5 separate regions of the Mus musculus genome follow, and all the other regions are linked to region 1. Evidence: chromatin loops called from intact Hi-C (ENCODE). Cell type or tissue: heart. All regions are shown on one strand.

Region 1 (5,000 bases):
GGAAAGTAGGTTTGCTGAGCCTGGGTCCTCAGTGCTATGTGTTAAGATTTGTAAGAGGCAAACACACTTGTATAAAGGCAAATTAATTATTTAGGGAGGAAAGCCTTAATCAAGGCAGCAGGCCACTACAATAATTAGACTTCAGGAGAGAAAGGGGCAGCAGCGGCATAATCCTGATAATTTCTTCTTCTTCCTTCTCTTCAGATATCAGGATTGGATGTCTGTCTAGGAAGCAGGCACAGAGTCTCATACACACCCCACAAATACTGAAGAAGGCCCGATGCTTCCCCACTGTGTCCCACCTCTTTTTATCATTACAGCCAAAGGACTCCGAGACCCAGATCACTTACAGCGTGTTAGAACAAATAATCCAGTTGGTCATCCCACAAGGCTCTAAAAAAAATAGACCTTTGAACAATGACAGCTGGAAAATCCTGAGGCATCACACGGCACTAATAGAGGATTCTCCTCCCGTTTTCCACAGTCTTTGAAAACCAAAGGCATAGTCCACAGCACAACATGTGACAAGACATTTATTTTCATCTATTTGCTGGAAGCCGTTGAAAATGAGAAATATCAAATTAGATCAAATGTTTTAAAATAGGTTAAAATCGATCTTTTCCTTGCATTCAGGGTTCTGCCCAAAAAGTCTTGATACTGGAATTCTGCAGCATGAATATATATTTCATCCTAAGAGGGACAGGCAAAGCCCTGAATGGTTATAATTACTGTCAGCCAAATAGAAAGCTAATTGTCCAAGGAGCTTACGCTTCCCTTAGATGAAGGTCTAGGCAAGAATAACCAGTGTCTTAGGCAGAGCCAGAGTTTGCATGTTTTGGTTTTTGTTTTTTCTTCTTTCAGTTCTTTGGAAGGTTTAAAATCATTTCACTTATAGATACAAACTAATAGAAATTTTTAAAAAATCCAGTGAGAATTTTGGCAAATAAAGGCATTGTTGGGTATTTTGTTTTGTTTTGCCGATGCTCATCATCTTTGAGGAATGGGAAAAAATGGAAACCCACAGAATGTCAAGACCTCTTGACTTCAGCCTGGATTGCCAGTGTGTATTGGTTCTGTTTATGTTTATGATTTTCATCCGAAGGTTAGAGCCACCTCTCTGAGAGCCACAGTGGACCCCTGGCTGCCTTTCTCTCTTCATTAATCCTTAGGATGTTCCCAAGAATTGGGAAGAGACAGCTCTCGGATTCCCCCTTTGTAGAAAGAGAAGCTGGGGTTTGCAAAGGTTAAGAGACTTGCCCAAGGTTATTTAGCAAATTAGGAGAAGCCACTTGGGGACAGAGCTCCAGGTGCCTAGGTTCTGTGGCTGCAGCCAGAGAGTCAATGTGTGTAAGAGACTCTTTTGTGTTTCATGCTCAACAGAAACACTTAACTGGTGTAGAAACAAAATAACTTCATATTCTAGTTCAGTCCTTCCCTTGTATTCCACACACACACACACACCAACACACACACACACACACACACACACACACACACACACACACTATTAGTGATAGAGAACCAGTTAGCCCTGGATTAGAACTTGCAAATAAACTCCCTGATTTGCTACAGAAGTCTCAATGTATTCTATTGTTTTAGAATCGACCACACACAGGTGTCGTTCCGACTTCCTGTCCTCACTCCTAGAAGAGAACCGGGCTCATGTATTTATTCATTATGACCATATTTAAAGAGTTGCTACAAGAACAACCACTCCATTGATACAGACTTTCTTTAAAAAAAAAATTTTTAAAGAACGATTTATTGCCACCATCATAAGGGAGAATAAAGATGGCATATAATTCATGGAGGAGAAGGACTGCTCTACAAATCAACGAGCTTTTGCAGACCGCCTTGGATTAGCATCCGGAATGCGGCTAGAAGATGCACTGCCTTAGTTCTCCGGAGCGAGTGGTGTCAAGGCCGGAGGAAGAAAGAAGCCACATCTTAAGGAACACATTTTTTTACTCAGTCACAGGGCTAGGAATAGAGTAAGTTTCAAAAGGTGAACTCACACAGGAACAGTGCCTGTGCAGAGAAGTGACCTGTCCTGAGGAGAGAGAGAGGCATATCAAAGTCTGGGAGGAAAGAAAATACCATCTTCCGGGCAAGTGGTACCTTCTTGCTTGTGCACATGCAGCTTTGTAAGTACAATAGATGCTTTGGTAGCAGTCTTGTTCCTCGGAGGCTGAGATTGCTTTCTTTCTTTTCTTTTCTTCCTTTTTTTTCTTTTTTTTTTTTCTTTAAGTTTTGAATTCCAAGTTCGCCATCTAGTGACCGCTCCCCAGAACAACAAGCTCATGGTGTTGCTGATGTCATCTTTTGGATGCAAATTACTTAGTTCAAGATTTTTTTTTTTTTTTTTTTAATGACTAATGGTTGCATCAATAATAACAAGCTATTGAGAATTTAACTTCCGGCATGCACAGTTGGCAGTGGCTTGCAAGAACCGAAAGTATCTGTATATTGGCAATTTAAATCACAGGTTTTTTTTCACTTCTGAGATCAACTTCCGTGATTCATTATCTCAAATTTAATTGCATTGACAATACTTCCGGGGATGAACAAAATAGTCTTGCAGAAAACTTGCTAAATTTATGCTTAAATCCTCTGGGTGTGTTCTATTGTGAAAATAGAGAAGAGTTGGGTGTTTGATGGCAAAGCAAACTGTCCAGAAGTCTTTTGGGTTTAATACCCCTGGTGGGGTTGACTGTACAGGAAAAGACGCATCCACTGTCCATCTGGAGACAGTGGTCTCTAGTGTGGCAGCACCTTGGACTACAGAATCTCAGACTCTGAACAACACTAGTGATCCCAAAGAAGAACATTCTCAGTAGTGTGTGATGCTGTAGACAGCTGCTCTAAAACACACTTTGGTTCAGTCTTTCCGTGTACTGGGTACCGCTGAAATTGCCGTTCTCTTTCCCAGTCAAGAACAGACTTCTGCCTTACTTTCTTTGCCCCACTCGTAATATAATTAGAAGTCTACACAATTGTATTACTCTGCACTGTCTTTAGTTATAACATATTAATGCCAAGTGATATACTTTGTCACTGAAATAATAATATAAAATGCCTTAAAGCAAAAACTGATTCAAGAAAAGGCCAGAATTATTTTTGAAGTAAAATATGCAGCAATTAAGCACAGGGCACATGTGAACACTTTCACCATCAGGAAGAGGGGATGTGGGAAGGGATGCTGGCAACATGTCCTGGACACAGGCTCTTTTGACTGAAACCTGGATAGGTCCTCTCCCTGGGATCTGCCTCTAGCTCCCTGCAATGGGATACCTTGTAAGCTGCCATAACAGTCAAGTTACTGAATCTCTTCTGAGCTCTGTTTGTCCCATGTGCAGAGTGAAAGTGCAGGTGGGCTCAGAGCAAACAATCAAAAAGAGTTTGCTGGAGGCTGGAGAAATGGCTCACCGGTTAGGAGCACTGGCTGCTCTTCCAAAGGACCCAGGTTCAATTCCCAGAAACCACATGGCAGCTCACAACTGTCTGTAGCTCCAGCTCCAGGGCATTTCACACCCTCACCGACGCATATATGCAGGCAAAAGACCAGTGTGCATAAAATAAAAACATTTTTAAAAAAACAAATGTAAGAAGGATTTTTAATACAATGCGGAAGGGGAATTCTGGGTATAGGGAAAGGAATGAAAGAAGCCTTCTAGAGGAAAAGAACAAAAGAATGAGAAGGAACACGTGATACACCTGAGAATACAGTCACGGCCAATTGCATCCTCAGGCCCCAAGTGGTAGCTATGTTCTCCACAATTTAAGAACTTTAATTCTTATAATTTAAATTTAAAACGTATAATTTCTTATTACAGGTTGCTGGGAACAAAGCAGTATTGTACACCTTACAACCTCAAACAGGACTGTACATGGCAGCTTGCAGATCCTTTTCAGATAGTTTTCTTGAACACAAGAAAGACTTTCGGGGGTGGAAAGCTCAGACCCTTCATAGGAGAGGTCATCAGAGTGAAGCACGACAACCTCCACAACAGGCTTGTGCAGGCTCCTCCAGTCATATGGCTCCGACTCCTCCCGTCCACAAGACCCATATTAGCTCCTGGGCCCGCTGGCTATGTACAGAGCCTCGTCTATTCCTGGAACCAACTCTGAAATATAGGCGTGTCACACCTTGTTAACAGATGTGAAAACCAGGGCCCAGAAACAGTTTCTGGACAGAGGTCATTTGGATTTTAAGTGGCAGAGCCACATTTGAAACTAGGTTTCTGTGACCAGAGACTGCTGATTATTACCATGAGAGAGGAGGCATACCATCCTTGGTAGGAACCTACAGTCCCCTTTTCTTTCCATAACACACACACACACACACACACACACACACACACACACAGTTGAGGGTGGGGTAGATTGGCCTTGCTCCTCTCTGGTATGGCTATAGAGTTAATCACTGCTGATTCTTTCTGATGGTCCTTTTATCAGCCCAAGCCTCCAGTAAATGTCCAATTACAGATTCCAATAATATTTTTATTCCCCCTAAGCCATCCACATCCCTTTCTACTCACTGCCATCTGAATAGGGGTCAGTGAGGCATAGGGTTGAAGAACAGAGAGCCCTGAGCTGCAAATAGCCAGGCTATATGGAGGACTGTCCCATCCCATCAGCTGAGCAATAGATTCTTCCTTGTGTCCCTCAGGGGTCTGCAGGGGCTTTATTCTGCCACCAGGGTGTCGTCTGTTCACTTCAGGTTTAATCTGTAGGTGTGATACTAATTACTAGGTGAGAATACCCAACTGCAAGAAAACATAACGGGCTACTGAATTCCTGCATCCCGCTGAAGTGGCATGCAATATAGGAAGTGGATACCATGAGCTATGCACAGTGCTGGACAGGGTGGGGTAAGGAAGATGAGAACATGCTCCCTGCTCCCAAAAGCAGGCTGTGCCTACTACAAGGCACTGTGGGGCAGAGCAACATGATACATCTGTGCCTTGGGTTTTCTTCATATTTGTAAAACGGAAAGAATA
Region 2 (5,000 bases), 150 kb before region 1:
CAGCGCATTGCAAATGGCAAGGCAAGCTTCCTTATCAGCAGAGTGGTATGCTAATGCAACTGTCACATTAAATATCTGCTGCTGGGGCTCAGTTAATGACTGTCATAAAAGCATGGCAATAGCTAGCATTTTAAGTGTTTGTGGTACACAGTGTACTTCTTGCTATTGTAAATAGGCCACACATTTAGAACTAATTACATGCAAGCTATGATAGCAGGTTTGTATTTTACAACTATCTGAGCTGTGATCAGCACTTGTAATCACAAAGCAAGGAAAAAAATAAGCAGCGACAGTGGCACCTCCGTGTTGAGAACCGTCTTGTTTTGACGTGTTAGAAAGGATGGAGTGTTGTTCATTGAAATGAAGGCACTTTGTCAGAAGCAGATAACATAACAAAATGGCCTCCATTGGGCTTTTATACCATGTTTACATCCATGTACATTTTTCCCTTCTATAGCTGTATTCACTCCAGTAAACACCCCAAATGCTATGTTTTCTTTGACCATTTGCATGAGTATGTGAATTAAGAAATAAATGCTATCTTTTTTAGCTTTAGTAACACATCACATTTAATTGCTTTTGGCTGAAGTACAGTTACAAATTATCACATGCACCAATTTATGGCATCCATGTGTGTAAGATAGCATGCTGTCTATAAAAGAAATAGACCATTTCAATCCCTCCAAGCTCAGCAATGCCTCATGCTTATGTTATAGTGTTGAGAAGTTTTCAAAGCTGGGCCCCATGTCCAAGATGAAAAATCAGAGGTTTCTGAAAGCATGTTGCAGACCCAAGAGTCTTATTCTGTAGTCAGTTAGTAGAGTTCACAAATAGGAATAGAGTGAAAGAAAAAAAAAAAGAACACAAATTCTCTACAATGCAGCCAAATTTTTGTACATACACCCTGCCTTCTCTCCCCTTCCCCCTCCCATCCCCTCCCCTCCCCCTCCTTTCCTCTCCTCTCCTCTCCTCTCCTCTCCTCCCCTCCCCTCCCCTCCCCTCCCCTCCCCTCCCCTCCCCTCCCCTCCCCTCCCCTCCCCTCCCCTCCCCTCCCCTCCCCTCCCCTCTCCTCTCCTCCCCTCCCCTCTCCTCTCCTCTCCTTTCTTTCTCTCCCTCTCAAAAGAAAGGTGTTCAGGGCTTATCTTGGAGTGAAAGAAGAATAGTGAGTAGTATAAGTAGAGACTTTGCCCACGTGTGGCGAGCAGACTTTTGAGTTCAGACTGTTCTATACAGAGAGTTCTAGGACATCCAGGGCTACACAGAGAAACTCTGTCTCAAAAAACCAAACCCAAACCAAACCAATAAGCCACCACCACCACCATCAATAGCAACAACAAAAACAACAGTAAGAGAGAGTGTGTGTATGTGTGACAGAGACAGAGACAGACAGAAACAGACAGAGACAGAGAGAGACAGAGCTCACTTAGACTATAACAAGCAATGAAGAAGTGGTTTCTGGGAAATCATCTAAGAGAAGTGTGGAAGGTGCTGATATAAAATGGGCTCGTGCCAAGAATCTCTGAGGAGCTCCTTTTGGTGTTGCCTAGTAGTTGTCTGTGTCCAGATGAAGCTGAACATCTCCTTCCCAGCCACCAGGTGTCAGAAACTCATTGAAGAGAACAATGCATGCAAGTTTTGTAGTTTCTATCAGAAGCACTTGACCACAAAAGTATTTGCTGACGCTTTAGATGAAAAGGGCAAGGGTGTGTGTTCTTGCCAGTGGGGAGAAAGGCAAATAAGGTTTTCCCCACAAAGCAAGGTGGGTGTCTTGATCCACATCAGAGTGTACTGGCCATTGACTGAGGGCATTCTTGTTATAGACCAAGGGGAACTGGAGAGGGAGAGAGAGAGAGAGAGAGAGAGAGAGAGAGAGAGAGAGAGAGAGAGAGAGAGCACAAATCTATTTAAGGATGCATTGTGGAAGCCAAATGGGGTGTTCTCAACATAATTATTTCAAACACAGGAGAGAAGGATACTTAACAGATATTATTGTATCTCAGCAGTTGAGGCCCACAAGAGCTAACAGGATCTGAAAGCTTTTCAGTCTCTCTAAAAGAAGTTACTATCCGCCAATATGTTGTCAGAATCCCTTAAACAAAGAAGATAAGAAGCCCATGACCGAAGAACCCAAGATCTACCATTCTGTTATGTCATCTCTCCTGTAACTCAAATGCTGACTTTGAAGAAACAACCCACTAAGCAAAACAAGGAGAAAACTAAAGAATATGTTCAACTTTTGGCCAAGAAAATGAAGGAAGCCAAAGAAAAGCACCAGAAGCAGGTTGCCAAGAAGCATAGCCTGTCCTCCTGAGTACTTCTACTTCTAAGTCTGAATCCAGTTTTTAAAAAAAAAAGTCTTTAAGACTAACAAATAGGCCTGGCAGTGATGGCATACACCTTCAATCCCAGCACTCAGGAAGCAGAGGCAGAAGGATCTCTGTGAGTGTGAGGCCAGTCTGGTCTTCAGAGTGAGTTCCAGAACCCCCCTAAGGCTTTACAAAGAGAAACCCTGTCTCAGAAAGAAAGAGAGAGAAACAAATAAGTGAGCAGACCTTCACAGGGGCCTATTACTGAAAACAATGCTTACACACTTTATTGAACTCTCAGAAATAGAGCTGGCGCCTACCTAGAAGCTTCACCCCTTCTAAAAAAATATTGTTCATGGTGTTAGAAGGTATTCCACACACTACCAGAGGAGAAAGGCAGTCATCAGTGCCCACCAGCTACAATGCCTGTGACCTACAAAAGTGACCTGCCTACAAGATATATTGGTGCAATAACAGCACAAATGTTATGGCAGTAACCAGCCACTTCTGATTGGATTTAATGCCCACACCATGAGATGGAACCCATGCCTGACATTTCTCCAGTCGCCAAGCACCTGCGACTAGATGGGTCATGGGCCTAGGGGAAAACCCATTACTATTATTCTGCTAAAGGAGCATTGCAATAAAATGACTTCTAATGACATATTGCTATACCGGTAGATCAGGCCCTTGCTCACCAGAAAAGCTTCTTCTTGCAATAGATGAGAACTAACACAGAGACCCACAACTAGACAATGTGCAGAAAGTGAGAGACTTCAGAGCACTCAATCTTAAATAGCATGTTTTCATAAAATCCCTCCCTTCAAGGCTCAGAGATCTATGTAGAAGCTGAGAGATTGTAAGAGCCAGATAACAGTGTCTTCCAGGGCTGATGCACATATAAACTCACAGAGACTGACAGCGTGCACAAGACCTGGGCAGTTTCAAGCCAGACAGGATCCCTGGTACTAAGACACAGAAGTAGACACTGGCTCCTAACCCTAACCCAGAAGCTATCTGCAATTGATACCATTGGCCAAGAAAAAATCAGTTTGCTCCAGTGGAGTCTTACAGGGCATATTAACCACGCTTCAAGGTATGCCCTATGTCCAGCAGTAAGTTGGCCAACACAAAATAATCTCAGTGGTATTTTTGTAGAATTTTTGTCCCATTTTGCTTTGGTTGAGTTTTTTGTTTGTTTTGTTTTGTTTGTTTTGTCTTATTGGTCTCTTGCTTATTTATTTTTGATTCCTTTTGTGAGTGCGTATAGGATTTGTTTGTTCGGTTTGGTTTAAGTGCAGAGGAAAAGAGGGGATCAGAGAGAGAAAGAGGGTCTAGGAGGAATTAGGGGAGGAAAGATATAATCAAAATATATTGTATTATTTTTCCAATAAAAAAAAACAGTAAAGCTGAAAAAAATAGATCTTGAAAATAAAGCAAATCTCTGAGAAAATATTTGCTTATTTTAGGAAGTTTCTCAGAGCCTTGGATGGTGGGGGCTCTTCTGACGGCACTGGAATGAACTTACTCTCTGAAGCATGGTGCTTGGGTCTAGCTGAGAGTAAGACAGAGGAGGCAGCGGTGGAAAGACAGTAATTCTCCATCGCCCCTTTTCCTGATGGTTCCCTGGCACTAGGAAGCACTCTTTCCAACCCAGTGCAGCCTAGAAAGCTGGCAGTACTGGGTTTTTCTTTGGTTCAGGTAGATGGGTACAAGTCCCAGATACTGAAATATTGGACTGAAGAAAAATATGTTGGTTGGTTTAGGAGACAAATATATGTATGATGTTTGTATGCGTGTATTGTATATATTGTACCTATTGGATTTATGTATACATTGCATCCATGTTCCTTCCTGTTTCTCTCTTCCCTTACTGCTGCCTATAGATAACAAGAGCTAACTTCAGATGCTCAATACCTCTTCATTCCCTGTCCCTCTCTATGCCCCCATTTTTGTTTCTCTCTAAACCTTTTGTTCTACTTATATTTTTAAAACTTTTATTAATTATTTGAAATTTTCAAAGAATTTCTTTTGATCATATCCATCCTACCTCTCCCAGTGCCTAGAACCCACCCACACCTTCCTAGCCATCCATCTTTCTTTCAAAGCAACAACAAACAAACAAAAATAGAACTCCTGGTGTCCAATCTGTATTGCCCAGCTACCCCTGGGTGTGGGACCTGCCCTCAAGTGTGATTGACCCACCTCTTGTCACACTACTAAATGAAGTGATTCTCTTTCTCCATGCAACTCTCAAAAGCCGATGGTGTTCTTTCAACTTTACTTCCCCCATTTTTCTTTTCTTGTTTATATCTGGAACCGTGTCTCTTTGGCTTTTTAGTTTTGTTTGTTTGTTTTCTTTTGCTTTTTGCTGCATTTGATTCATATTTTCTCTCCTTTTCTTTCCCTCTTCCTTCCTTCTCTCCCCTTCTTTTATTTTTTTTTATCACTCATGAGTAGCAATATACAAGTAATACAGTGGGGCCTTTTCTTTTAAAATGATCTTGGAATTTCGGCCACAAAATTACTGTATAGTTTAGCATAATTTTAAAGATTCCCAAGAGTGATGGAAGGCAATTCTTTCCAATCTGTGAAAATTCTATCTGACATAGAAAACCTTCTGCCCCAATTCTTCCTGCAAAAGAGAGTTCAGCTAGTCTGTGCACAAGTCTCTAAATGTTACAGAGACTCAAA
Region 3 (5,000 bases), 570 kb before region 1:
GACTTCAAGAGCTGCGTCGCTATCAGATCTGAACTCTCCGCAGGAAGAATTGTCAAAGATCTTAACATTGAACACGCGCACTCCGGCAGGGAAGCATCAGTTCCCATTTCCCTCTGGCGGCCCCCGCCCCTTCCCTCCTCCCCCCTCTCCCCCTTTACCCCCTCCTTCCTCCTCCTCCTCCTCGTCCTCCTCCTCCTCTTACTTCTTTTTCTCCTTCTACTTCTCCTCTTCTTTCTTCTCCTCTTTTTCTTCTTCCTCCTCCTCCCTCTCCTCCCCCATCCCCCTGCCCCATTGATGTGTTATTATTGGGGGGGCTGGAGCAGTAAAAAAAGAAGGAGGAAAAAAAGAGCGGGGCTCGGCAGGGAGAGCTTGAGCGCGAGGTTGACCGGCGGCGGCAGCGGCCGCGATGGAAGAACTTACGGCGTTCGTCTCCAAGTCTTTTGACCAGAAAGTGAAGGAGAAGAAGGAGGCCATCACGTACCGGGAGGTGCTAGAGAGCGGGCCGCTGCGCGGGGCCAAAGAGCCCGGTTGCGTCGAGCCGGGCCGCGACGACCGCAGCAGCCCGGCAGTCCGGGCGGCCGGCGGAGGCGGCGGCGCGGGAGGAGGCGGAGGCGGAGGCGGAGGAGGCGGAGGAGGTGCTGGAGGAGGAGGAGCAGGCGGAGGAGCTGGAGGAGGGCGCTCTCCCGTCCGGGAGCTGGACATGGGAGCCGCGGAGCGGAGCAGGGAGCCCGGCAGCCCGCGGCTGACGGAGGGTAACGGCCTGCCCCCGGCCGCGGTTCCCCTTACTGCCTTCCCTTATCCTCGGGGCGGGAGAGGACCCGGGACCCGAGCGGGAGGAGGGCGGCATCGCAGAGGGCCCTGGACCCCAGCTTTGGGAGATACCGGGATAGTGGAGGGGTAGGAGGCCAGACTGCTCCGTCGTGGGTGGGGTCCTCGCGTGGGGGAGGGCGTGGGGTTTCGCGCACCCTTCTCTGTCGCTCCGGTTGCACCGAAATATGTTTTTCGCGAGCGGGAGGATGGGGCCGCGCTGCGGGACGGCGAAGTTTGTGTGGCCCGCGGCGAGAAGGGGTGCGGCAGGGGCTCACTAGGAGGCCGGTTGTAACTAGCCCGTAGTCCCGAGTTTGCCAGAACCCCTTTCCTAAGCCTAAAGGAGAGAAGGGGAGGGGAGAGAAAGAGGAGAGCCACACGACATTGCCCTTCTTTAGATTTGCCATCAAAACCACTGTAACTCTGCAAAGCCCCCAAATCTCCGGATCTTGGGGACCAAACTTCACATTCTTACTGAACAGTTAAGGTAGGAGCCAGCCAAAGGTCCAGGCCAAGGTGATTCCCTCTCGGTGGAGGAATTGAGGAGTAGAGGGTGGGGGACGACGACGAGGACACTACATACACAATTTCTTTACTGGCTAGAATCGTGCAGTACTTTAGGAGAGAGAGAGAAAGAGATGGAGAGAGAGAGAGAGAGAGAGAGAGAGAGAGAGAGAGAGAGAGAGAGAGAGAGACTTTTGGAGAGAGCAGTGTTAGAAAAAGGCTTTATCTAACCGGTGAAGCGTCCATCAACTCAAAGTTAAAAATTAATTTGGCACTCGGTACTGCAGTAACTGGTGTGCTGCCATATTTTTCCAATTAAGAAAATATGTGGCATGCGTAGAATCACAAATTTAAGCAAGCAATTAACTTGTTTATAACACGGTCTGTTCCTGTTTAGGCCATTAAGTGGAAAGTTGGGGGCGAAAGAGACATTATATTAAGTCTATTAATCAACTTGAAATTTGGATTTGTTTTCCTTTGAAGCCCCTAAACTTTGAGGGGAATCCACTCTGGGGGTGACAACAGACAAAGCCAGTCCACCTTCCCATCTGAAGAATATATGTTCCTGTTTAAATTTTACTAAGATGTTAGTGAGATTGTCCTAGTAATGTTTTCTATTAAATTGACCCCTAATGTTTGCTGTGACCTTATCTACTTCCTTCCCGGAGGAAGAACAAACGTCCACAAAATGAACTCTGAGAAGCAGAAATACAGGCAATAAATAAGGTTACTGTATAGAATGCCAAGCTGGGGCAAGATGGGGCGCTTTGCCTTCACCGAGATCCCGGCCGGCCGTGTTCCCCTAAATTTAGAACGTGATAGGGTAAAATGATAAAGGGGCCCCCAGAGTAACCCTTCAAGGTTCATAGCTCTGAGACTCGGGTTACATAGCCCTGGCAAGCCTGGGTGAGCCAGTTGCTGGGGTTGTTGATTTCCAAGCTCTGGGCAAGTGTTAATTTCTTTGTAGCTTGGCTCTTTCGACTTAATTTTTTCCCCTCTGTGTTGATCCGGTTCCTGGGTTGGGAGGAATCAAAAACAGCCTCTACTATCTAAACTTAGCTTTGACAGTGGACATCCATCTCCAAATCATGCAGAGGATGAAGGTTGGGTGGACCTTGTATTGATATGGGCCTGACTTTGACTGTCCTCATCATTGCCTTTTGACATACATATATACCACCCCTCGTGTGGCTCTATTTGCTCACACTGCCAGAGCTCCTATCTTTTACATGGAAGGACAGCAAAGTAGCAACGAATGTGAGGGGGAAAATGCATATTTTATTAAACATCCGAGCGGCTGGATGCATGAAAAGGTTTTGAACAGCCAATAGAAACCGAGGAATGTTCTGCTTGAACCTGTTGATCTCAGTGGGTTTAAGCCTTTAGGGTCGATCCTTGGTTTCCACCGGGGAGGGAGAAGGAGAGGACAGATGCAGCGGTGGGTTTTGCTGACCACCAGAGTCTGTCTGATTTGCCGCCTCTACCCTTCTGGCCCAGCGTGGGCGGCCAGTCATCCAGGCCGCCAACATGGCGTGGTTGCCTGTGCCAATCCGACCCGAGTCTGGCAGGGAGCACAGGGACTGCCTAGTTGCTGATGGAACCATCCGTAGGGGTCTGGTCCGAGCCCTTGGGTACCCGGGGACGTGGCTTTCGGCGCAGCGCTGTACCAGAATCTCGTTTTCCTGCTGCAACCTTTCAGCGGGCCCAGTTGTTCCTAAATTAGACCAGCAAGTTTGCGGGAGGCAAAGGGCCAGAGGCAGCAGAGGCTGGCGGGACAGCGGAACAGCCCTCTGGGGATAGCTGGCGTGCGAGGCCATCGCGTGGCCTTGCCGCGCCCTTTAACCGAGACCGGGCTCTGGGAGAGGCCCGCGCAGCGCTTTTGATTTCCGTGAGTGCGTGGGTCAGTGAGTGCCATAGGGTCAGGAATGCATTTGGTGTTGACAGAAGGGAAGGGAACAGGTAGTGAGAGGGTAAGCTAAGACCCCAGTTGAGTTGGGTAGCCGCGTGCCCACCTTGTCCCCAGGCAGCTATACAGACGAGACTTTGCGGGTCTCAGAGACCCCATCCTCTCTCCAGGTCTTCACAGGGATCCCGCGCTCCCAGGGTTTAGGAGTCTCTAGCCTTCTGGAAAAATCTGGTAATGAGACTGTCTTGCTTTTTTTTTTTTTTTTTGTTCGTGTGTGTGTGTGTGTGTGTGTGTGTGTGTGGTGGTGCGTGCTCCGACGCACGTGTGGTCCTTCCGTGGTGCCCTCTTCAGTGTCCCCTGAACTGAAGGATCGCAAAGACGATGCGAAAGGGATGGAGGACGAAGGCCAGACCAAAATCAAGCAGAGGCGAAGTCGGACCAATTTTACCCTGGAACAACTCAACGAGCTGGAGAGGCTTTTCGATGAGACCCACTATCCAGACGCTTTCATGCGCGAGGAATTGAGCCAGCGACTGGGGCTCTCTGAGGCCCGAGTACAGGTACCCCCATTGCGAGGAGGTGGAGGCTGGGTCCTGAAAGTCAGAGTGCTATACCTAATGTTTGCGGGGAAGCTGCAGGTGTCTGGTGTGAGATGAAAAAAAAAGGGGGGGGACATCTTTTCTAAAGATCTTATTTTCTAAAATGGGTTTTGATCCCGTAGCCCCTTTCACTCCTAAGCCAACATATGTTCGCTGAAAAAGAAAGCTGTGCTGGGCTTGCTCCCAGAGTTTCTATTAACCACACCCCCCTAGCCCCTCGCTGTCTTTAATGTGGTTTAATCCTAATGGGCCTACTTTTATAAGCCTTAAAAAAAATGCCATAGAAAACGTTTTATCTCTGAAGCCTTAAAAGTTACAACGAGTATTTTGCTCTCTGGAGTTGGGTTTCGTTGAGGGTCTAGGTTTGCCAAACGGATATACCAATTAGGTTTATGGATGTACAGACTATAAAGAAAATTAGCATCTGTTAAGTGCAAAAATTTACAGTGTACTGCTAGCGGATCGGTCTCTAACTGAGCGAGAAACAGAGGGCATAGAATATGTTTGCCCACCCTTTGTTCCTCCACTTAACCAACGCAAAGAACCTGAACCCATGAAAACTCCATTTTAAAACAACATACACATCGTATTATTGATGTTTGCAAAGCCTGGCCTTCAGAATATCACTTGGGGTCAGAACTGCAGCTTTTTTCATTATTGGTGGGGTTGAGGATAATCTAAAGGAGGAATTATAAACACACATACATATCCTTCCAGCTTTATAGGGAACAAATTTAAACGTTTCAGATTGTATTTCCGCTCAAATAATAAAATTGGGAGAAAATGATGGTCATTATTTGTTTGAACACATGGAGCAGTTTTAGGCTAGAACATCTGCAGCTGTTACAAAGTATCGCTGTAACAGATACTCCCTGGGTCTCTGGGCGGAGAGACCACCATCTGTAAGGAACTATGCACAATTCTTATGGGGCTTCCCCGCATCTTGTAATAGGATCAGGGGGAAAAAACAGAGCAGTAAAGTGGACAGAGAAAAAATAATAATAGGCCGCCTTGGTCATCACGACGTCAATCCTAGAGCCTTCCCTTTTTAAGCCTGTTCTGCTTTGCAGCCTGTGCTGAGCTCTCTAGAGACTCCGCAACCCCTTAAAACCGTGATAATTATTGCAGCCGTGAGTAATAGTATCTCCATTCCAACTCTTCTAGGGGGGAAAAAAGAGTCAAGA
Region 4 (5,000 bases), 580 kb before region 1:
ACTAGGGTCATTACATTCTTTCCTGGTCCCCACCCACTTTACATCCCCCTGGAGTCTCAGTGACATTCTTGATAGGGCCAAGAATCTTGCTAAGTGGTAGGAAACTTGCCCAGCTCCTATAAAGCCAAGGTTCAATCCCCAGTCTACCAACAGCACCAGCAGACAGACTACGCGCACGCGTGCACACACATACACACACACACACACACACTCAAAATGTCCTTGGCAATGAAATGAAAATTATGAGATTCATTAAATTTCAATAAATACAATATCTATTATACAGTGAAGAGTGCTGGTTGTCCTAAAAACCTGTGTGACTGAGTTGCAAGCAGCTGCTCTTATTGTAAAACATGCTTCTTACTGTAAGACTGCCAACAGATGATCATTTGGCAGCCTTTTTCCCAGACTAAGTAAATATAGCCTTTTACAGCAAGGAAAATTAACGGTATTTGTCACCAATTATAAAATGCAGCTCTTCACGGAAAGATCTGAATTTTGGACAGTTTGTATCTGCCTAGTACTCAGATTTCCTTTTTTCTAGGATCAGAGGCAATATTAATAAAAGTGAATGCTTGATATACAATAAAAGATGCCAACATTTGACAGACACATCTAACTCAGTGAACCAGCATTTTCCAATTGCCAAGGCATATCCTTAATAAGGATAAAACAAGCAGTTATTATGTTTCAGAAGGGCAATTAGTTTAAGAGAACAAAGGTTCACAGAGGACATGGCAGTTTATAAGTACTTCAGCATAGTGTTTCATTAAATAATGAAAACAGAATCTTTGATCCTGGGTACATGCCCCCTCCTCAATAAAAGGTAGAAAAGTAAAATGGCCGAGTGTGGTGGCACATGCCTACAATCTCATCAGGCTACACAGCAAGTTCAAGATCACCCTTGGGCTGCCAGAGACACTGGAAAAAACAAAACAAAACAAAACAAAAAGTAAAACTAGGGTGAACACTATTTAACATACTATGGAATCCAGAAACAGAGAACCATCCAAAGGAATTGTAAGAACAGAGGCAAAAATTCAGATATAACAAGGCAAAATTCAAAAGAAAAAGAATTCTGTCAAAACACCACTGTTAAGACTGACATATGATGAACTCAGACGCTATGACACATGTACAGGGCCCACACAGGTCCAAACCAGAAAGGATACCAGCATCGAGGTTGGAGTGCTCCAGAAGCGCTCCCATCCCCAACAAGAAGTCATCTCCAATCAACAATTGCTGGAAAAGGAACAATTAGTTCCCAAGGGTACACAAACCACACTTAAGGGCAGGCTCCATCTCCTGCAGTAGATGGCCAACATAAAACAAACACAGAGATCTTTTTGGAAACTTTTTTTTTTTTTTCTCATATTGCTTTGTTTGGTCATTTTTGTAAACCATACCGATCTTTTGCTTGTATATTATGGTTTGTGTGTGTGTACACATTTCTCATGCTTTCTTAGTTTCCTTTTTCTTTATTTGTTAGTTTGGGAGATGAGGGAAAACCATCATCAGAATATATTGTATACAGCCGGGCGTGGTGGCACACGCCTTTGATCCCAGCACTCGGGAGGCAGAGGCAGGAGGATTTCTGAGTTCGAGGCCAGCCTGGTCTACAGAGTGAGTCCAGGACAGCCAGGGCTATACAGAGAAACCCTGTCTGGAAAAACAAAGAACAAAAAACAGAATGTATCGTATACAAATAACATTATTTTCAATTAGAAAAAAAACTACTGTTGCAACAACGTTCTGTAGATTATTTAGTGTCTCTTTTTAAACTAACAAATCACAGGACTTCCTTCCCATATTCTGGGAGTGAAACCAGAAGAAAGTTATCTGTAAATGCACTACAACAACCCTATGACAACCAATTCACATCACAACTCTCCACGCTGAATATGTAGAGACTGGGTCATCGAGGCCAATTAACAGACAAGTGCCAGCTGCCTTTGTCTTTTTCAGCTTCAGACATTTTTAGCCTTCTTATTGAACATACAGTCATAAAGTGCTACCACTTAGCAAGAAATCTCCTTTGTCTGCAAAGAAAGTGAATATTCATAAACTCTAAGACTGGAGAAGCTCTCAAAGGAGAGCTGCTTTCCCCACATGGTTGTACCTGTCACATCTGCTCCACTCCTTAAAACCTGAAAACTCTACGTAGCTACTTCACTGGGAGCTTTTACATCTAAGTTCAAAGATGACAACTCGAATACCTTCATATGCCAGCACATGATGTGTGAATTTATTTAACAACCTAGTACTTAGTAGGGACAAAACTGGGCTGCTGGCAAATCTAGAGCTTTCCCCCCCCCCTCAATAAACATTTTAAATACAACTCAGAAATTACATTAATAATAACCTAAAATCGAGGGCAGACAACATCCATTGTAACTCCTGAGAAAGGTGAATGAGTTCAGGAGTTAACTATCTGGTCACATGACCAAAAGTCTAGAAGGTAAATTCACAGACTGTTTAAAGTGATGTGTGTATATGTCAAGACAGGAAGGGTCTGTCTAACCATGTATTCTCTCTCCAGCCAACAAGCATCCGATAGACAGGAGAAGGGGTGGGGATTCCGTGCACACTTAGCCACAGCCTCCCCCTCGCTCCGACTACCTGGAGGAGGTGAGAGTGAACCTGGCTAAAAAGGAAGGACAACTGGGAATCCGAGGAACGGCGATCGAGGACCCGCGGGACCCGCGGACTGGGGGCTACCTCTCCACATCAACTCCACACTGTAGGCCAAGCCTGGGGCCTGCGGCCGCTCGCCACCCGCGACCACTCCGGCGACCCCCTCGCCCAGAGCCAGCAGGCTGGGACCCTGCAAGGTGCGGGGCGCATGCGCACGGCTACAAACCGCACGCCGCGGGCCCAGGCCCAACCCTCGGCGAGCTCCTGGCCACAGACTGCGCCAGGCCCCACGCCGCCTCCCGCAGAGCTGGGCCTCGCTACGCCTCCTTCGCGGGCGCCGCCCCCAAGCTCTGGACGCCGGCATCACCTGGCTCGACCTTCGGGTTCGCACCTCCCGACGTGGGGACCTGGAACCCCCTCTTCTAACCACGGCGCCACCGGCGTCCTCAGAACTTGCTTCAATTTAAGCTCAGCGCCTTCCTGGTTCCAGCACCAGGCAGCTTCAGCCGAGCTGTCGAGTGCGTCGATGCAGGCTGCTGGACCATTAGGAATGCCGAGCGAGTGGATTGTCATGCCGCCAATTTTTTGTTTAATGTTTGTTTTGCGTGTTTGCATAATTGGATTTTCTTATTCTCCAAAAGCAATAAAGGTGGTACTATGGGATGTTACTGCCTTAGTATTCGCCGTTATCGTCACAGATAATCAGCAAACATCTACATCGTAAGAAGTTATGTTTAAGACATCCGCGTAGAGCAAAATTGGTTAGTTCCTGTTGAGCGAGGTGGAAATTCGCCCAACAATAATAAATCATGGGAGTGTGTCTGCATAGAGTCGTGTGTGATTAAACTGTAATGATTTATTTGCAAAAAAATACATTAAAATCGGTGGGTTTTTTTTTTTTTTCCTGCCATGAAGGTGAAGGCATTCACGGATTGGAAGCAATTAGTTTCTCCTATTAAAGAAACTGTTAGATAGGAGGAAGAAATCTGCCCGATAGGAGAAGGTTCCTCTAGAAGAGAAAGTAAATGGGTAGATTTATAAGAAAGAAAGAAAGAAAGAAAGAAAGAAAGAAAGAAGCTTCTATTACCGAAATTAAAGAAACGTGGCATTTTCTGTAATATACAATATTTTCCTTGTATGACTTTTCTTTCATGATTTAGTATAAGGAAACAAAAATGAGGAGATATATAAAATATTAACTTGGATTCAGGCCTACTGTTAGCTAGATACTAAGGTTCAGATTTCCACAGAGATTTGAGATGGAACTCACTTCCAGTATAGGTTTATTCCTGGAAAGTAACTGGACCTTAACTAGCCAGTTTTGAGGGACTCTTTTAAAACAAAACCACAACACTACATGTTTGTTTTAAATAATTCAAAAACTGGGGGAACTCTTGGGGGGGGGGGGTCCTGATTATTTTTGTATCTGTCCATAGGCTGTCTCCTGAGTTTTAAAGTCAATGTTCCTTTCAAAACTTTGACAAAGTAAAATAAAATAAAATAAAATAAAATAAAGGCTTTGAAATGTCTTTTCTCAGGAAAATATTTGCTGTTTGGTGAAACATCATACTTCATAGCTTTTATTAATACAATTTCCAAACTTTTAATTTCTTAAAACTGAAACTTCCTAAAAGAGGGACTATTGGGGATGGCGAGGAAGGGAATGGGGGGGGGGATATAAGAGGCTAACAGAAGAGGTGTATGTTTCCATATGTGAAAAGTTCATAAAGAAAACCATACAATTATATGCTAATAAAAATTTTAAATTAAACTTCCTTTACACAAATGGGAGTCAGACACTGGAGATTTATCATTGCTTCATCTACCACCCCTATAGTTAGAATGAGTCAAGAAGATGAAATAATAGAGAAATCTATTGGTTCAAATTACAGGATAGTCATGCCTGATCTTTCTCTGGTTACCTTTAAAGTGGTCATCCTTCTAGTACAGAAGATGGCATAAGCGTTTGTATTTAAGTCCTGTGGTTAAAAGGATGAAGAAGCGTCTGGGGGTCTCCTGATCTCTTACCAGGCTTCTAGCAGGGGCTATTTGGGAGGTGTTTACGAATATGTATTTCGTCATAGAGGTTGAAAGCTACTGAAACACCATGTCAACTTAGTGGATCCCATTACTAAATGATCTTTTTTAAACAGTTTCACAAAAGAGTAAAATTCTGTGATTATTCTCCGGAATTACAGTGTTACAGATAGCAGACCGATGCTCAATGTGACATTGCTCCTAAATTCATAGAAGTTAGGAAGCAGTAAGGTTTTGAGTCTTGTGAAATAATAAAAGCAAGAGTTCATGTACTTCAATAATACCTAAATGTTTAATGCAATCGCTGTTAACCATGTAAAGGTATGCCT
Region 5 (5,000 bases), 930 kb before region 1:
AGTATACTACATCCCTCTTTACTGGGGATGCTTTCACAGCAACTCTCTACCCTTAGAGCGTTCTTTACTATTGTACAGCTATACAGTTATCTGCTTCATAGTTTTATGATGCTTTTATGAATGCTCAAATGATGACTGAGTTACTGAAGTAGTTCTCTTTCATAGATCACATTTTAATAAGAAGGAGGACTCAGGTGTCAATTCTTATTTTTGGGCTTACTTTTCCACATTAGCTGGACAAAAAAAAAAAAAATGTGTGTTGAAACTCTCGCCCACACTGATACCAATCCGTACCAATACCAATCAGGAGCCAATGTAGACTTAACTAAGGCAGCTTGATTTTTTTGGATTTAGACTTTATGGGTAATGGCTGTGGCTAGCTTGCTTAGCTGAGATACCTAGTTTGATGGCTGGCCTTAGGCAAAGGATCTGCAGAGAGTGGCTCTTGCACTCCAGCAGCCCTGGCCTGAATGTGTAGGGGCTGCCACTGAGACAGACATAAAGAACACAAAAGCAAAGGGTAATAAAAATTGATATTGCCTTAAATACCTTGCCTCAACTTTTGGCCAATCATAAGTGATTGGTCTAGTCCCATGCAAGCATCTGTTTACTCAAGGGGAAGATTAGCTCTCCCATTGGAGCCCAGTCTTGGCTCACTGAGAAGCTGTGTGAAGGCTTAGAAGCAAGAGCAGCTGCAGCCTATGTCCCCATTTTTTTGAAGAACACGTTTTCCTGTATAAATTCACGCACTGCCAAAGTGCTGCAAAGCAGCAAATAGCTCCCTTTGCTTTAGTATAAAAGGTTCTCTGGATTTTAATTATGTGATGTACTAAGCATATAAAATGAGAGATTCTTTGTCTGGCTAATGTATTAATATTAATGGATCTCTTAGTAACATGTAATTTTTAAGGTTCTATGCATAGGAAGAATGCGACAGCAGAGAAAAATAACAAAAGAAAGGTACCAACTTTAATGTCTCCTTGAAAACAGTATTTTTTTAAAAAAAAAAAAATCCCAGTTAGTTTTACCAGGATTATTTACTGTCACGAATTCTCAACAAGAAGCCTTATTTCTGACTTCAGGATGCTGCCTCCCACGTATCAGCTACTAGCTCTCTTGGATTTCCTTTCTCTAACTGTCTAACATATTCTCTCATTTGGATTTGCAAAGCACATCATTAGTATTAAATGTCAGAGGTGAACTGAGAAACAGTACTGATCTCTAAAGCTTGTAGTGTTTGTAGCTTTAAATTTGGGAATACAACCAGTGCCTAATATAAATAAGCATGGTATCACAGGCCCGGCCAAAGGGCCAGTATGCTTATTAAAATAGCACTGTAGAAATTATAAAGGAGAGAAGAAAGATTAGAGAAAACAGAACATTATCTTTGTCCTTTAAGAAAAAAATCACCTCGGGACTAACAAGGTGACAGGGCACGGAGGAGAAGGCAGCTTGCCTGATTTACGCTGTGGAAACAAGCCACATGAGTTTCATCTTATAATGCTCAACCCAAACTCAGCAACAATGACACTTAAATTAAAAACAGGAAGATGCATGGGAGATGCAAAATTTCTGCTTTATAATAATAACTCTGCTCTATAGTATCTGAAAACAATAACCATAAAATATTTTAGATTGCATATTCAAAATTCTAGTATTGACATCCACAAATCCAAGTCTTGAGCATCACCTGCAGCTTTAGGAACGACTGTAATGTACCAACAACACATACCATGCTCTTCTGAGTTCAGGTTCTTTGTTACATGTCACCTAAAGAAACTCTGTATCCAGTTAAGAGTGACCAATTGTGTTAACTCCGTTATGTTTTTGCATGCTTACATGAGTGCACAGAATCATCTTATGAGCCACAAAGGAAGAAAGGAAAGGAAAAGTCATTAGAAGCCTGGCTTCATGGTACAGGCTTGTAATCCTAGCTACTTGGAGAGATGAGGCAGGAGAATTGTGAGACCAAGGCTGGATTGGGTGTGGTGAGAGTGCAAGGCCAGCTTGAGTGATATAGTGAACCCCTGACTCAAAGCCAAAGGAAGAGTGAGAGGGTGAGTTCAAATGGCTTAGGGGAGAGAAGTAGGTGTTTCCTGAATTTGATGGTCAGCGTGAAAGACAAAAGTTACTAGAAGAATAACATTAAAGAATGTTTAAAAGCCAGGAAGGAAACACATTCATTAGCACTTAGTGATTTCTACAAGTATATTATTGGTAAATACAACACACACACATATATACACACACTCTCCTAAAAAGGAACCAAAAACCCATTTGAGACAAAAATATCAGTATTAATTATTTTTGCAGAAGGTAATTTTGATTTCTTTTTATGAAAAAGAAATGTTATTACTCTTGATTATATATATATATATGAATATGTATATATATATATATATATATATGCTCTATTTGAAGTTCCTGACAATTTCAATTTCTAATAGCATTTACAAAGTTTCTTTTAAAATATCACCAATTTGTATATCAATGATGATATACAGATTTACACTGTGAAATACATAAAATGAAGTCCAATGCAATTCTTAAACTTCATTTGAAAATAGAGAATTTTAGTTTTCTTTTCCTTTTAAAAATACTTTATTTATTATTTATTTATTTACACTCCCAGTCCACTCTCAAACTGTTCCACATCTCATACCTCCTCCCCACCCCCTGTCACCAGGAGGATGTCCCCACCACCAGTTTTTTGATTACAAACATTAACGCCTCCTGTGCTAGCAGTAACAGGATGGCAACAGCAGATGGCACTATTGCCCAAGATGTCATATTGGGATGAGGACAACTGGTGCTTCAAAGAGATCTTTAACACATGCAAAGAGCTCATTGTCAACTGGTTCTTTCCAGTTATTAATATTTTATGAACTTATCTAAAGTTAAAATGCGTTTTATGTTAACAAAAAATTTGGGTCAGTTGGTCTAGGTTACTGAGTTATTTATGATATTGTTCCAGGAAAATATATTTATACACTAACACTACTGCTACAAATCCATTAATAATACAAAGTATTACCCAATTTCCAGATTAAATTGACTCGGATATTAGCCAGGAATACAAAACAACCATGAGCATCCCGTTTTAAATAAGACAATCAGCATCTGTACTGCAAAGCATTTCCCAGTGCTTTCCAAGGATGAAGAACAAGACAACATACTTGAGTAGGAAAGTTGTTTTCAATAGAACTTGTAGGTAAATAAAATTAGAAAGTTTAAATTATTAAGATAATTTCTTATAAACATAAAATTTACAGTTATTGCTTTGCTTTTAAAAACAATTTATCTTTTTTCTTTTATATAAACTTTATCATAAAAAGTTGCAAAAAAGAAATCACGCAGCAAAATTAAGCAGAGCCAGACTATGAACCAGAACCAAAGGCTAGATAATGTAGTGGAATTCTATGCAGTTACAATAGCCACTTAGGAAGGAAGATGGTAAGCTTCACACCAGATTTTATACTTTTACCACTGGATACATGCTATGCACTTATACATTACATAAACCAATATCTCTTCAATATTTCTTTTAAAAAGAATACATTAGAAACCTATCCAATCTTAACATTTATAAGCTGTTCATAAAACACATTCTTAAAAACAAATTTCCACAAAATTATATCCACAAAGAGCTTGAAAAATCAGAAGACTCCTTAGGTAGAAAGGCCTTGCCTAGAAGCTTCCAGAAGCTGATGCTGTGAACACTGTCCCAAGGGAAGCAGAGGTTCTTCAAGTGGTTTTCACAAGACGTGGCTGGGGGGTGGTCCAGCACAAGCTCACCATATTAAAATACTTCCTCTGGCATGTTAAATGAGACAAATAATTTCAGTGTGGCCATACTATCAAAGAATTTCAGTTAAACATAAAAAGTACAAGCAAATTGGGCCATTGTGATTCATAAAAACAGAATCTTCACTGAATATCTTACTTAGAAAGTTTTCATATCTCTCAATTTTCACTGTCATTTACGGCCATACCTATACATATGTTTTAATGATGCTGTCACTTGCCACTGGTGTGAAGAGAGACCTCTTCCATAATTCACCTGGCTCTTAGCATATGCTGTCTCACACTGATCATGACCTCTGTGTGAGTGGCAGCTCTGTCTCCTCAGTTAAGAGATGACATATCTCTCTGTTACCTTAAGAGCTTAGTTGAGGGTACTGTATTGTTTAGTGAGCAATTAATATATATTTTTTGAATAACTAAAATTCAAGGGGCATTAAAACATTAAAAATAAAATGTGCAAGTGACTTAAAAAAATTCATTGTTTTAGTGTTTATTTTACTTTAGTGTTTGCCTGCATGTATGGCTTGTGCTCAAGGAGGCCAGAAGAGGGCACTGGCTCTCTGGAAATGGAGTTACAGATGATCCTCTATGTGAATGCTGGAAATTGAAGCCAGGTCGTCTGGAAGACTAGCCAGTGCTTTTAACAACTGAGCCATCTCTCCAGCCTCCTAAGCGATAGTTTTAGAATCTGTGGGTTTAGACTGCCTGGGTCAAACTTTCCGTGCTACTTACAAGCTGTCGTAGCCTTGGGCAAATGGTGCAAGCTGTGCAGGTCTGAGTTCTCCTTTCTGGTAGTGAGATAATAATGGGCTACATGTCTTAGGAGGAGTGAAAGTTTCCCTCCCCCTTTCTTCTTTCTGCCTTTCAAATACTTGAGCACATTGACCACATGAGGCATTGCTCTGAGAGTGTATAGTAAGGAGACAAATCATAAACAAATAAGGTGGGTACCCCATGAGAGAGAGAGAGAGAGAGAGAGAGAGAGAGAGAGAGAGATCAGAAAGAAGCTAGGGAACTATGTGAGACAGGGGAAACAGGCAAGAACACCCGGACATTCTGACATTTCAGCAGAAAAGGGTAACACGAAAAAGTAGCCATGAAAATCCTAGTGATACTCCTGCTTCGTGTGAGGTTATTAGATCATGACAAATACTTAGTAAATGCATGTTACTATAGATGCATGCTTAGCGCCATTT

The links. A loop is a pair of places that touch in the nucleus more often than their neighbours do. Peaks named below come from ENCODE experiments on the same cell type or tissue, not always from the same donor. Only the 100,000 strongest peaks of a DNase experiment are listed, where the experiment ranks them.
Region 2: it touches region 1 in a loop (4-fold over the local background); 3 of 42 quality-filtered maps call a loop at or near these places.
Region 3: it touches region 1 in a loop (4-fold over the local background); 10 of 42 quality-filtered maps call a loop at or near these places.
Region 4: it touches region 1 in a loop (4-fold over the local background); 9 of 42 quality-filtered maps call a loop at or near these places.
Region 5: a loop joins it to region 1, with 9 times the contacts of the local background. A loop is called at or near these places in 27 of 42 quality-filtered maps.

What each region holds. Positions count from the first base shown.
Region 1 is chr3:66,408,076-66,413,075 of GRCm38, reverse strand. No RefSeq gene overlaps it. Among named protein-coding and RNA genes, the nearest start is that of Gm35236, 10 kb to the right of the region's middle. In heart, a CTCF peak has its summit at 2,292 (motif pointing left); no DNase peak of the experiment used is centred here; H3K4me3 peaks cover 335 bases; H3K27ac peaks cover 222 bases.
Region 2 is chr3:66,560,116-66,565,115 of GRCm38, reverse strand. It overlaps the pseudogene Gm17952. Among named protein-coding and RNA genes, the nearest start is that of Gm35236, 160 kb to the right of the region's middle. In heart, no CTCF peak of the experiment used is centred here; no DNase peak of the experiment used is centred here.
Region 3 is chr3:66,976,963-66,981,962 of GRCm38, reverse strand. It overlaps Shox2 (short stature homeobox 2), which reads left to right and starts at 192. Exons shown (of 5, transcript NM_001302357.1): 1 at 192-752; 2 at 3,569-3,777. The coding sequence starts at 407. It also overlaps a transcript of Rsrc1 not described here. In heart, no CTCF peak of the experiment used is centred here; DNase peaks (open chromatin) are centred at 702 and 2,952; H3K4me3 peaks cover 3,268 bases; H3K27ac peaks cover 1,140 bases; H3K27me3 peaks cover 4,569 bases.
Region 4 is chr3:66,983,808-66,988,807 of GRCm38, reverse strand. It overlaps Rsrc1 (arginine/serine-rich coiled-coil 1), which reads right to left and starts at 3,146. Exons shown (of 10, transcript NM_025822.4): 1 at 3,002-3,146. In heart, no CTCF peak of the experiment used is centred here; a DNase peak (open chromatin) is centred at 2,917; H3K4me3 peaks cover 1,776 bases; H3K27ac peaks cover 754 bases; H3K27me3 peaks cover 276 bases.
Region 5 is chr3:67,342,563-67,347,562 of GRCm38, reverse strand. The region is part of intron 7 of Rsrc1 (arginine/serine-rich coiled-coil 1); the gene reads right to left. Among named protein-coding and RNA genes, the nearest start is that of Mlf1, 29 kb to the left of the region's middle. In heart, CTCF peaks have their summits at 2,764 (motif pointing right) and 4,333 (motif pointing right); no DNase peak of the experiment used is centred here.